Regions from separate parts of the Homo sapiens genome. Here region 2 is linked to region 1. A link is an interaction called in ENCODE POLR2A ChIA-PET data of the cell type or tissue named here. Cell type or tissue: PC-9. All regions are shown on one strand. Links, peaks and the distances in the headings refer to the core of each region. The heading gives the core; the rest is flanking DNA.

Evidence for each region. ChIA-PET counts read pairs that join two places held together with the same protein. Peaks named below come from ENCODE experiments on the same cell type or tissue, not always from the same donor. Only the 100,000 strongest peaks of a DNase experiment are listed, where the experiment ranks them.
Region 2: POLR2A ChIA-PET joins it to region 1 with 5 read pairs; 1 of 35 experiments calls an interaction of 5 or more read pairs at or near these places.

The regions. Positions count from the first base shown.
Region 1 is chr4:65,292,389-65,297,774 of GRCh38, reverse strand. No RefSeq gene overlaps it. Among named protein-coding and RNA genes, the nearest start is that of LINC02835, 53 kb to the right of the region's middle. In PC-9, for the core only: no CTCF peak of the experiment used is centred there; no DNase peak of the experiment used is centred there; H3K4me3 peaks cover 1,140 bases.
Region 2 is chr4:65,239,023-65,244,408 of GRCh38, reverse strand. LINC02835 (long intergenic non-protein coding RNA 2835) reads left to right here and starts at 2,589. Exons shown (of 3, transcript XR_002959796.2): 1 at 2,589-3,227. LOC124900852 (a long non-coding RNA gene) reads right to left here and starts at 2,508. Exons shown (of 2, transcript XR_007058452.1): 1 at 315-2,508. RefSeq lists an enhancer at 2,337-3,214. In PC-9, for the core only: no CTCF peak of the experiment used is centred there; a DNase peak (open chromatin) is centred at 2,578; H3K4me3 peaks cover 2,758 bases; H3K27ac peaks cover 1,999 bases.

The DNA.
Region 1 (5,386 bases), core at 213-5,212:
GTACAGCACATTTTATCACTTTATGATACTTAGAACAGCATGAAATTTAAAACAATTATTTCTAGAATTTTCCACTTAATATTTTCAGACCTCAGTTGACTGTGGGTAACTAAAACCATGGAAAGTAAAACCATGAATACAGGAGGACTATGGCACTTTTTTGTGTTGTGGTCATGTACCTACCTTCCTGGCAGTCATCAATCATTGGAACTTTAATAACCTAACCTACAGGTTTTGTAATTTCAAACCAGGGCCCACTAGCACAGAGTATATTTTTTCAAATTATTTTAAAATGTCCCTCTCTGTGTGTGAACTTAAATAAAGGCATTTCCCATGGGCAGATCAATTCAAAAGGGGTCCCTTCCTCTATACTGATATTAGCCTGTTTCCCAGGCCAATGACTGGAAGTAGAATCTGTGTAGAGTTTAGCCAATGAATCGGTTGGTTTCTGGAATGGCCCAAGCAAATGATTCCTCCAGTTCCTTTTTCTTTTAAATTATTTTTTTTCATCGTTGTCAACGACTTTACCTCTACTCTATCTCTGCCACTAACACCCAGGCTTATACTATAACTCCTATCGTAAGTAACTGAATAACCTTCAAAATGTAATTAAAGTCAGCCCAAATTGAATCACTTCATATTCAGTCTCACAAATTTAAAGTGAGCTCGTAGCATTGCCTAGCAATCATTGCATTTATCTAGTCCAGCCACCCTATCATTCCCCACATCTATTTAAGGATCTTGTTTTCCTCCAAGAAATAAACTCTTGTCTCCACAATATCATCAATGCTATCCTCTCTATTAGGTCATTCTCATCAGCATACAAATACATGGTCATATCCTCCATCCTAAAATGACCATTCTTGGATCCCTCAACTCACTCCAGTTACCACTCCATTGTCTACATCATTATGCAGAAAAATTTTTAAAAATTGTTTTTTACCATAACTGCTCTGTTTCTCAACTCATACGCTTTCCTTAAACTACTTCAATTATTCTTCTTCTGTTAAGTTCATTAACAGTGTTGACCAGTGTTGACTAACAAATGCATTACTCAGTTCTTAGTCATCTTAGCCTCTAAAATTACCAAGTTTTCTTTCCTGAAACGTTTTGTTCACTTAGCCTCTAGAGTAGACTGATAATTCTGGGTATTCTGGGTCTCATTTATGCTCGTCTTTATCCATACCCAATCTATGCTCAGCTCAATCCACACCCAGTTTTATAACTGTAAATAATTTTTATATCACCCATGCTAATATCGGCAAAACTTCTGCCTTCAGAATGAACGTGCTTTCAGCTGCTGACACATATTTGACTGCCTTCCTGATAGCTTCATTTGGATGTCTAAAAGGCATCATGAATTTGACAGGTCCAATTTGTGAGGTTTTGTGCTACAAAACCTGCTCCTCACTTATTCTTTTCCATTTCCATAAAAGGAACAACTATTTATTCAGTTGCTCAGGCAGAAACTCTAGAAGTCAATACTCGTTTCTGTATCTAAATCCCATAAAAATTTTTTACAAGATATATGGGCTCTATATTCAAAATGTATCCCAAATTTGACCATTTCTCATCACATCCATTTCTATTGCATAAACTACCGCTTAACTGATTTTCTTGCTTCTGTTTTTATTTCTCTATGCAAATATTTTATAAAGTGACCAGAATTATCTTTAAAAAATTAAATTGGAAACTGTTAATCTGCTCTCAAACTTTATAGCAGTTTCCTTTTCTAAAATCCAACTTTTAAACATGTCTAAAATAACTCTAGTTAGACTATATCTTGAAACAAATAAATATATATGTCTCTTTTACTTAATCATAGTTACATGGCTTGGTCTTGTTACTGTATCTAAAGCATGCAAGTTTCTTTCACTTTCCGTTCTCTCTTCTTGGAGAACTCATCCTCCAGATATTTCCATGATACTCCTTATTTCATTGAATTTCTGCTCAGATATCACCTTTCATCCTCTCTCTGCATGACTTTTTAAAATTTTGCTTTATCATAACAGAACTCATTATCTCAATTCATTTATATTTTTGTTTTTGTGCTTATTGTCTGTTTCCACTAGGAAAATGTAATCTAAGAACAATTATTGTATCTGTTTTTCTTATTGCTATTATTTTTACATCTGGATGAATAACTGACATACAGGTGTTTGTTCAATGAGAGAACAAGTTGATTAAGAGGTCATCATTGAAGAAGAAGGGGGATAATTTAGATTGTATTGTATTATGCACAAGTAAAACAGACTAAAAATTAAGATGGCAATTTGGTAACAGGAATTACAGTATTTACATTTGTCAGACTGTGCTGTAATCACATAGTTAATTATCTATCTATCCTTCTGGATTACAGTGTCCAGAGGGGCACCAAGTAATACTTGTGCTTATCATTGCATCTCAATTATATAACACTATGCCTAAAGGAAAAATTAGCTGCCCTATAAATACTTGTTGAGTGAATACATTTTAAAAGTAGCCATTGTTTAGAATAGATTTTTAAAAAATAGCCTTGAGATTCAACCAGTATAAGAAGCAAGCATAGTCATTAGGATATATCCAGGAAAGAAATCAGTATAGTTTAACTATGCAGTAACCCTCTTTATACCATTTGAGGAAAATTAATACCATTTCCCATAAATTATCACTATAATGATGAAGAAAATATTTACATGTTCATGAAAGAACTAAGGAAAATTTGAATGAAGTGATGAATGTAAGGGACTTTGAATTAATCTAATATATATTACCAACAATTTCTAAATGCTTTTTACTGCAAAACAATTAATAGTAGGAAAAAGGCTAAAGTCTATTTTATGAACATCCAGTAATATAGTGAAATAAATGCTTTATACATTATTCAATACTTTATGTACATGATTAGCATAGCAGCAACAATGTATATGTTTTGGAGGTTTATTTCTATAAGCAAATGAAACAAACTTTTCTATTATAAACAACATTTTCTAAAAATTTAGTCAGAAATTTGAAATTAAGAATGCAGTCACATGTCCACAATAGGCAGGAAAATAGAAAAGAAAAAAAAGGAGAAAATATACAGAACACAGATCTCTTAAACAGCTTTGTTTTCCCTGCATCCATCTACTCAAATGACCATGTTCCCAACTCTCTAATGTTCTACTACCTTACTCAAATCCAGCAATATTTATCATTTTGTCATTCAGTGAATGTTTAAACAGCACCTTTTAATAATTTACTATTTAGATGCCTAGGTTTGCTAAAGAAACCCAATATTCATGTAGCTTCTTCATTTCCTTCTTTGCTCTAGTATAAGCTATTTGTAGCTTCTCCTTCTCTTGCCTTCCCCATCCCTGCTCTCTTGCATTGTCTGTCTCTCTGTCTCCCTTTTCTTCCTTTTATTTCTTTTGTTTAAGAAAGCATGTGGTTATTAATAGGTAATATGAATCAGAAATAGATTTGTATAATTAAATTATTGCTATTGTTTCATTCAGGTTTTCAAACCAAGTAAACATAAAAATACAATGGCTTGGAGGAGCCAAGATGGCCGAATAGGAACAGCTCCGGTCTACAGCTCCCAGCGTGAGCGACGCGGAAGACGGGTGATTTCTGCATTTCCATCTGAGGTACCGGGTTCATCTCACTAGGGAGTGCCAGACAGTGGGCACAGGACAGTGGGTGCGCACACCGTGCGCGAGCTGAAGCAGGGTGAGGCATTGCCTCACCTGGGAAGCGCAAGGGGTCAGGGAGTTCCCTTTCCGAGTCAAAGAAAGGGGTGACAGACGCACCTGGAAAATCGGGTCACTCCCACCCGAATATTGGGCTTTTCAGACCGGCTTAAAAAACGGCGCACCACGAGACTATATCCCACACCTGGCTCGGAGGGTCCTACGCCCACGGAATCTCGCTGATTGCTAGCACAGCAGTCTGAGATCAAACTGCAAGGCAGCAGCCAGGCTGGGGGAGGGGCGCCCGCCATTGCCCAGGCTAGCTTAGGTAAACAAAGCAGCCAGAAAGCTCAAACTGGGTGGAGCCCACCACAGCTCAAGGAGGCCTGCCTGCCTCTGTAGGCTCCACCTCTGGGGGCAGGGCACAGACAAACAAAAAGACAGCAGTAACCTCTGCAGACTTAAATGTCCCTGTCTGACAGCTTTGAAGAGAGCAGTGGTTCTCCCAGCATGCAGCTGGAGATCTGAGAACGGGCAGACTGCCTCCTCAAGTGGGTCCCTGACCCCTGACCCCTGAGCAGCCTAACTGGGAGGCACCCCCCAGCAGGGGCACACTGACACCTCACACGGCAGGGTATTCCAACAGACCTGCAGCTGAGAGTCCTGTTTGTTAGAAGGAAAACTAACAAACAGAAAGGACATCCACACCGAAAACCCATCTGTACATCACCATCATCAAAGACCAAAAGTAGATAAAACCACAAAGATGGGGAAAAAACAGAACAGAAAAACTGGAAACTCTAAAACGCAGAGCGCCTCTCCTCCTCCAAAGGAACGCAGTTCCTCACCAGCAACAGAACAAAGCTGGATGGAGAATGACTTTGACGAGCTGAGAGAAGAAGGCTTCAGATGATCAAATTACTCTGAGCTACGGGAGGACATTCAAACCAAAGGCAAAGAAGTTGAAAACTTTGAAAAAAATTTAGAAGAATGTATAACTAGAATAACCAATACAGAGAAGTGCTTAAAGGAGCTGATGGAGCTGAAAACCAAGGCTCGAGAAGTACATGAAGAATGCAGAAGCCTCAGGAGCCGATGCGATCAACTGGAAGAAAGGGTATCAGCGATGGAAGATGAAATGAATGAAATGAAGCGAGAAGGGAAGTTTAGAGAAAAAAGAATAAAAAGAAATGAGCAAAGCCTCCAAGAAATATGGGACTATGTGAAAAGACCAAATCTACGTCTGATTGGTGTACCCGAAAGTGATGCGGAGAATGGAATCAAGTTGGAAAACACTCTGCAGGACATTATCCAGGAGAACTTCCCCAATCTAGCAAGGCAGGCCAACGTTCAGATTCAGGAAATACAGAGAATGCCACAAAGATACTCCTCGAGAAGAGCAACTCCAAGACACATAATTGTCAGATTCACCAAAGTTGAAATGAAGTAAAAAATGTTAAGGGCAGCCAGAGAGAAAGGTCAGGTTACCCTCAAAGGGAAGCCCATCAGACTAATAGCGGATCTCTCGGCAGAAACCCTACAAGCCAGAAGAGAGTGGGGGCCAATATTCAACATTCTTAAAGAAAAGAATTTTCAACCCAGAATTTCATATCTAGCCAAACTAAGCTTCATAAGTGAAGGAGAAATAAAATACTTTACAGACAAGCAAATGCTGAGAGATTTTGTCACCACCAGGCCTGCCCTAAAAGAGCTCCTGAAGGAAGCCCTAAACATGG
Region 2 (5,386 bases), core at 334-5,333, 53 kb after region 1:
ATTTTGTAGTGGGGCCTAAGATACTGAATCTATGAAAACCTCCCTGGAGATGTTGATGCTACTGGACTCTGTATCACACTTTGACAGGCAAGGTGGCATATCAAACTCCATTTGCTATTTTTGGCTTTCAGTTGAAGTCACATTTTGTCCATGTATTGGTCAGGGATCTCTAGAGAGATGGAATTAATAACAGATAGATAGGTAGGTAGATAGATAGATGCATACATACATAAATGCACGCATACATACATACATACATGCACGCATACATACATACATAAATGAGAGGGAATTTACTAGAGGGATTGGCTCACCTGATTATGGTGGTTGAGAAGACCTGCAACAGATTTCCTGCAAGGTGGAGGATGAGATGCTGGTAGTGTAGCTCAGTCCAAGTCCAAAGTCCTCAGAACGAAAGAAGTTGAAGATGTAACTCTCAGTCCAAAGCCAAAGGTGTGAACATCCAGGAGAGACTTGGTACTTGTGTAAGTCTTGGAATATAAAGGCAAGGCCGGGCATGATGATTCACTCCTGGAATCCCAGCACTTTGGGAGGCCGAGGTGGGCAGATCACGAGGTCAGGGGTTCAAGGCCAGCCTGGCCAACATGGTGAAGCCCCGTTTCTACTAAAAATATAAAAATTAGCTAGGCATGGTGGCAGGTGCCTGTAATCCCAACTACTCAGGAGGCTGAGCCAGGACAATCATTTAAATCAGGGAGATGGAGATTGCAGTGAGCCGAGATTACGCCATTGCACTCCAGTCTGGGCGACAGGGCGAGACTCTGTCTCAAGAAAAAAAAAAAAAAAGAATAAAAAGGCCATGGAGTCTGGAGTTGCTGTCCAAGGACAGCAGAAAAAGAGTGCATCTCAGTTCTAACAGATAGACAGGTTTGTTTTTTTTCTCCAGACCCCCAGCAGGCTGGATAGTGCCCACCCACATTAAAGGTGGAAACCATCACAGTTCATGTTCATCACCATTTAGGAATTCTTAGGGAAATCAATTACTAAAATTTGTTCTGCCTTTTCCTCAGTAGTGCATATTTTTCACATCTTACATGGTCAAAAATGAAGCAACAGTTACTAATATGGTTATTCTGTAATTATAACTACATTTTCAGTTGGTAGTATATCTTACCTCTAAAATTTTATAATCAAGTATAATTATTAATATTGTAAAATGCAGTCAGCACTTCAACAGCTAAGTGTGAACTGCATGAGTCCAATTATAAGTAAGTTTTCTTTTGCCGTTGCCACCCCTGAGACAGAAAAACCAACCCCCCTTCTTCTTCCTCCTTCTCCTCAGCTTACTCAACCTGAAGACAGAAAGGATGTCCCTCTTTCACTTAATGAATAGTAAATATGTTTTTTCTTCCTTCTGAGTTTCTTAATAACGTTTTTTTGTCTCTAGCTTACTTTATTGTTAGAATACAGTAGGTGTTAATTGAATCTTTGTGATATGGGTGAGGCTTCCAGTCAGCAGTGGGCTTCTACTATTTAACTTTTTAAGCAGTCAGTGGTTATGCTCAGATTTTCAGCTGCATGGAAGTCAGCACCCATAACACCAGCATTGCTCTAGGGTCAACTGTGTATTGAAAAGAATAAGACCAGAAAATAATCCATCTTCTTAATCTCTGCTTTCTTTCATACTCAACCACATGTTTTTGATGGCAATGGTAGCTGGTCTGGAACAGCCACTGCAAAGACGCCAGCTGCAGGGGAGGAAGTGCGGCCCGGGTGACACACTCCTCAGGGCGGTAGGAACTGGGAACAGGCAGGAGCCCATCCCCCTACAGAGCTGGCAGAGTGGGAGCCCTGTGGTCTTGGGCGCAGCTACAGCTGCCCAGCTGTAGCTTCAGATCCGAGCATCCCTGTATTGTCAGGGGCCCAGGAAGCTCCTTGCCACCGCAGGCTTGAAAGTTCCTGCTCCCATTGCCTGACCTCACCCCACTCCTGGCGCCCACTCTGGTGAGGATCAAAGTTGTGGCAAAGCCTGGGTGCTGTTGCAACCAGACCGGGTGTGTGTGCGCACGCTCAGGGTGACACTGAAATGCCAGCCTTCTGCCACCTCAGCCCCCTCTGGACTTCGGGCACCGACGAACATGGGATGGAGGCTGAGGAGGGGCTGAAGTCAGCTTGGCAAAGGCCACTGCTTGGTAAGAACAGCCTGGGCACTGTGGACTGCATGTTGATGGCGGGAGGCAAACAGGTTCCTGGGTGGAAAGGGATTAGTCCCACGTGAAGCCCCACCTTCAAGGTAGAGACGGCCTGAAGCCTGGTGGCCGGGCTGTCAGATCCAGGTGGAGTGGGAACTCATGGTGCTTTTTACCAGCCTGCCCATGGCTGCCCATGGATGAATCAGCACGTACTTTCTCCCTTCTGAGACCGTAAAATCCCCGAAACCAGCCAAACTCACATAGACATCAGGATGACTTGCCTGTGGAAAGGAGCTACCCATTCTGGTTCTCCGCTCCACTGAGAGCTGCACTCATCACGACAACTTGCATGTGAGCGGAACCACCCACTACGGGTCTCCTCTCTGCTGAGGTGGACACTCATTGGGACAACCCGCCTGCGGAAAGGAGCTGTCCACTTCCGGTCCTCTGCAGCCGTTCTGTCAATGAAGCTCCTCTCTGCCTTGCTCACCCTCCACTTGTCCGTGTACCTCATTCTTGTCGTGGAACAAGACCCTGGGACCCAGTGAATGGTGGGACTGAAAGAGCGGTAACACAAACAGGGCTGAAACATGCCCACCGCTCGCCACTTTGTGGGCGACGAGGAGAAACGAACTGCTGTGGCCCTTCAGGAATCCCAGACCTAGAGACTCCTGAGCCAGGGCTGTGACACCCTCTTTGGGGCTCCGCAGTTTCTGGTGTCTCCAAGCTTCCGGGTGCCATCGTATTTCCCAGTGCCTGCAGTGGAAGCCATTTGTGGTAACGCCTGGTCCAGCCAGTCTCACACGGAACCCACGCCTGTGCTGGCGCCTGGAGCTGCCTGCCCAGTGGCAGCAAGCACGCATGGCTGTGTGCAGTGGCCAGACCCCATGCTTATTAACACACCCCTTGCTACTCCTCACCAGGCTCGCCCTTGGCAGGTGTGGGATCCAGGTCAGTATTATGAGCCAAATACAGCCTGCTGGGGCGAGTGAGCAGAAGAGGCCAGCGGGCCCGTGTAAAACTCAGGCAAAGGCACCACCAGCCGCAGAGGTTTCCAACTGAAAAAGTGACACGGTAAGGATGGCATTTACACTTTAAAATCTAGTTTACGTATTGTTTAGCCTTTAAATTACAATATAGGCGTTGACTATTCAAGATGCTATAGTCCTCTTTTCAGCTTAGAAAGGTCACCACAGTGAATCATTTTCGATTCAGTGTTAATGGAGTCATAAGTCTTGTTAATCTGGTTGGAAATAAAGTAAGTTGAGCCAAAGTAAAGTAATTTTTAGATTTCTAGAGCAACCTTTTTGGATAGCATTAGATATAATGTTTATATACTTTTCAGTTAATGTATTATTTTCCTCATATATACATTTAACCTTTGCCACAAATGTATAATATATGTAAAGATTTTGGAAGAGTCTTGGGAAATATTGTAATTAACCTTGATGATGGTGGTGGTGGTAGTTACACAGACTTGCTGGAGAGTCACTGGCTTGAAAATATTATTTTTAGACAGTATAATAGGGTTGCATAATAAAATGTTGAGGTCAAATCCCAGAATTTAAAATAGTTAAGACAGCACATGTTTCTGTTTGGAGCAGGAGTGCTGGCAGACTCTGTTTCACCTTTAAATTCTTAGTAGCCCTAAAGGCTCTTCAGTGGAAACCCAGTGTTATTGATCCTTGATATTTAGTTAACACATAGAATGCATATGTCACTAGATTCAGGCTTATTCAAGTTGGAGAAAAACTCAGGAGCCATAGAAATGGGACATCAGATGATCATGGTTTAGATTAGTATAATACTTTTATATAATTATTGGTACCCACTCTTTTTATATCCCTTTCTCTGAAATGAAACTATTTTGAGGCCACTACTCTATTTTTGGCAAATGTTAAGATGTAATTGACCTTATGATCATGCCAGCATTGTTCTTGGCTCTTAAACTTCTGGAGCATTCCAAGTTTATAAACTGCAAAATAGAAACAACAAAAATGACATTTCACTAATCTGACCCATTTATTCCAAATACACCATGAGAGTCAACTGCAGGTTTATCAGAAGAAACAAGTCCCTGAACTCTATCTCTCTGGATTCATGGATTGACATTTCTTTGCTCTTGAAAAAGACTGAAGTCAGACAACAGTATTGTTTAGCTAAAAACATTAAAAAACAACAACAACAAATCTCTCTAAGCACATAAATTACTCCCCTTCTACACACACACACACACACACACTCACACACGAGCACACAGCTACACACAAAGAGAAAACAAAGTTATATTTTTTCAGATAATAAAATAATTAGAAAGACAATTTTATAAATGTATGTAATACATCATTTAAGTTTAGAATATCTGATTTTGTGTGGCTCAGGTAAATAAATAAACCATGGCTCAACAATCTAGCCATTAAGAAAAAAAATGATCAGGATTGATTGTCGAGAATTTGGAAACACACACACTAATCCAAAAATGTGATACTGACTGAGAAAGTGTTCCTTCCTTAAGTCTCTACAACAATTAAAAAATTACTACATTAATAACTACATGAGAACAGATCATTGACAGTTTCTTATTTTTCTTTCAATGAAAGACATTTATCAAAAATAAATTAAAACTCTATTGATCTTTTGAAATGCAATGTATTTCAAGGTTGACATTTAAACATAAACCCACAGTTTAATAATGTTCTTAAACTGAAATGTAGTTTTTTCACAGAGATAAAACACTGCAGTATTGGAATAAAGAGACCTTCTGTGAGTAAAGCATTTATCGAAGAGCATTTCTAGTAGTGGATTAGAAGAAAAGATGCCTGTGATGATGAATTTTATGATTCAACTTGTCTGGACTATGGGTGCCCATTTGGTCAAACATTATTTCAGTGTGTCTGTGAGGGTGCTTTTGCATGAAATTAATATTTTAATTGTTAGACTAAGTAAAGCATATTGCCCTCTCTGATGTAAGTAAACCTCAGGTTATCAGATAAGGCACAAAATGGAACAAAAATGCTGACCTCGTATGAGTAAGAGGGTATTTTTTCTGTCTGATTGCTTGAGCAAGAACAAGAGATTTTTCCTGTCTTTGGACTTGAACTAAAACATTGGTTCTCAGACTAGAACTGATACCATCAACCCTCCTGGTTCTTAGGCCTTCAAACTCACATTGGGAATACATTATTGGCCCTCCAGGGTCTCCAGTGCACTAATTGCAGAACATGGGGCTTCTC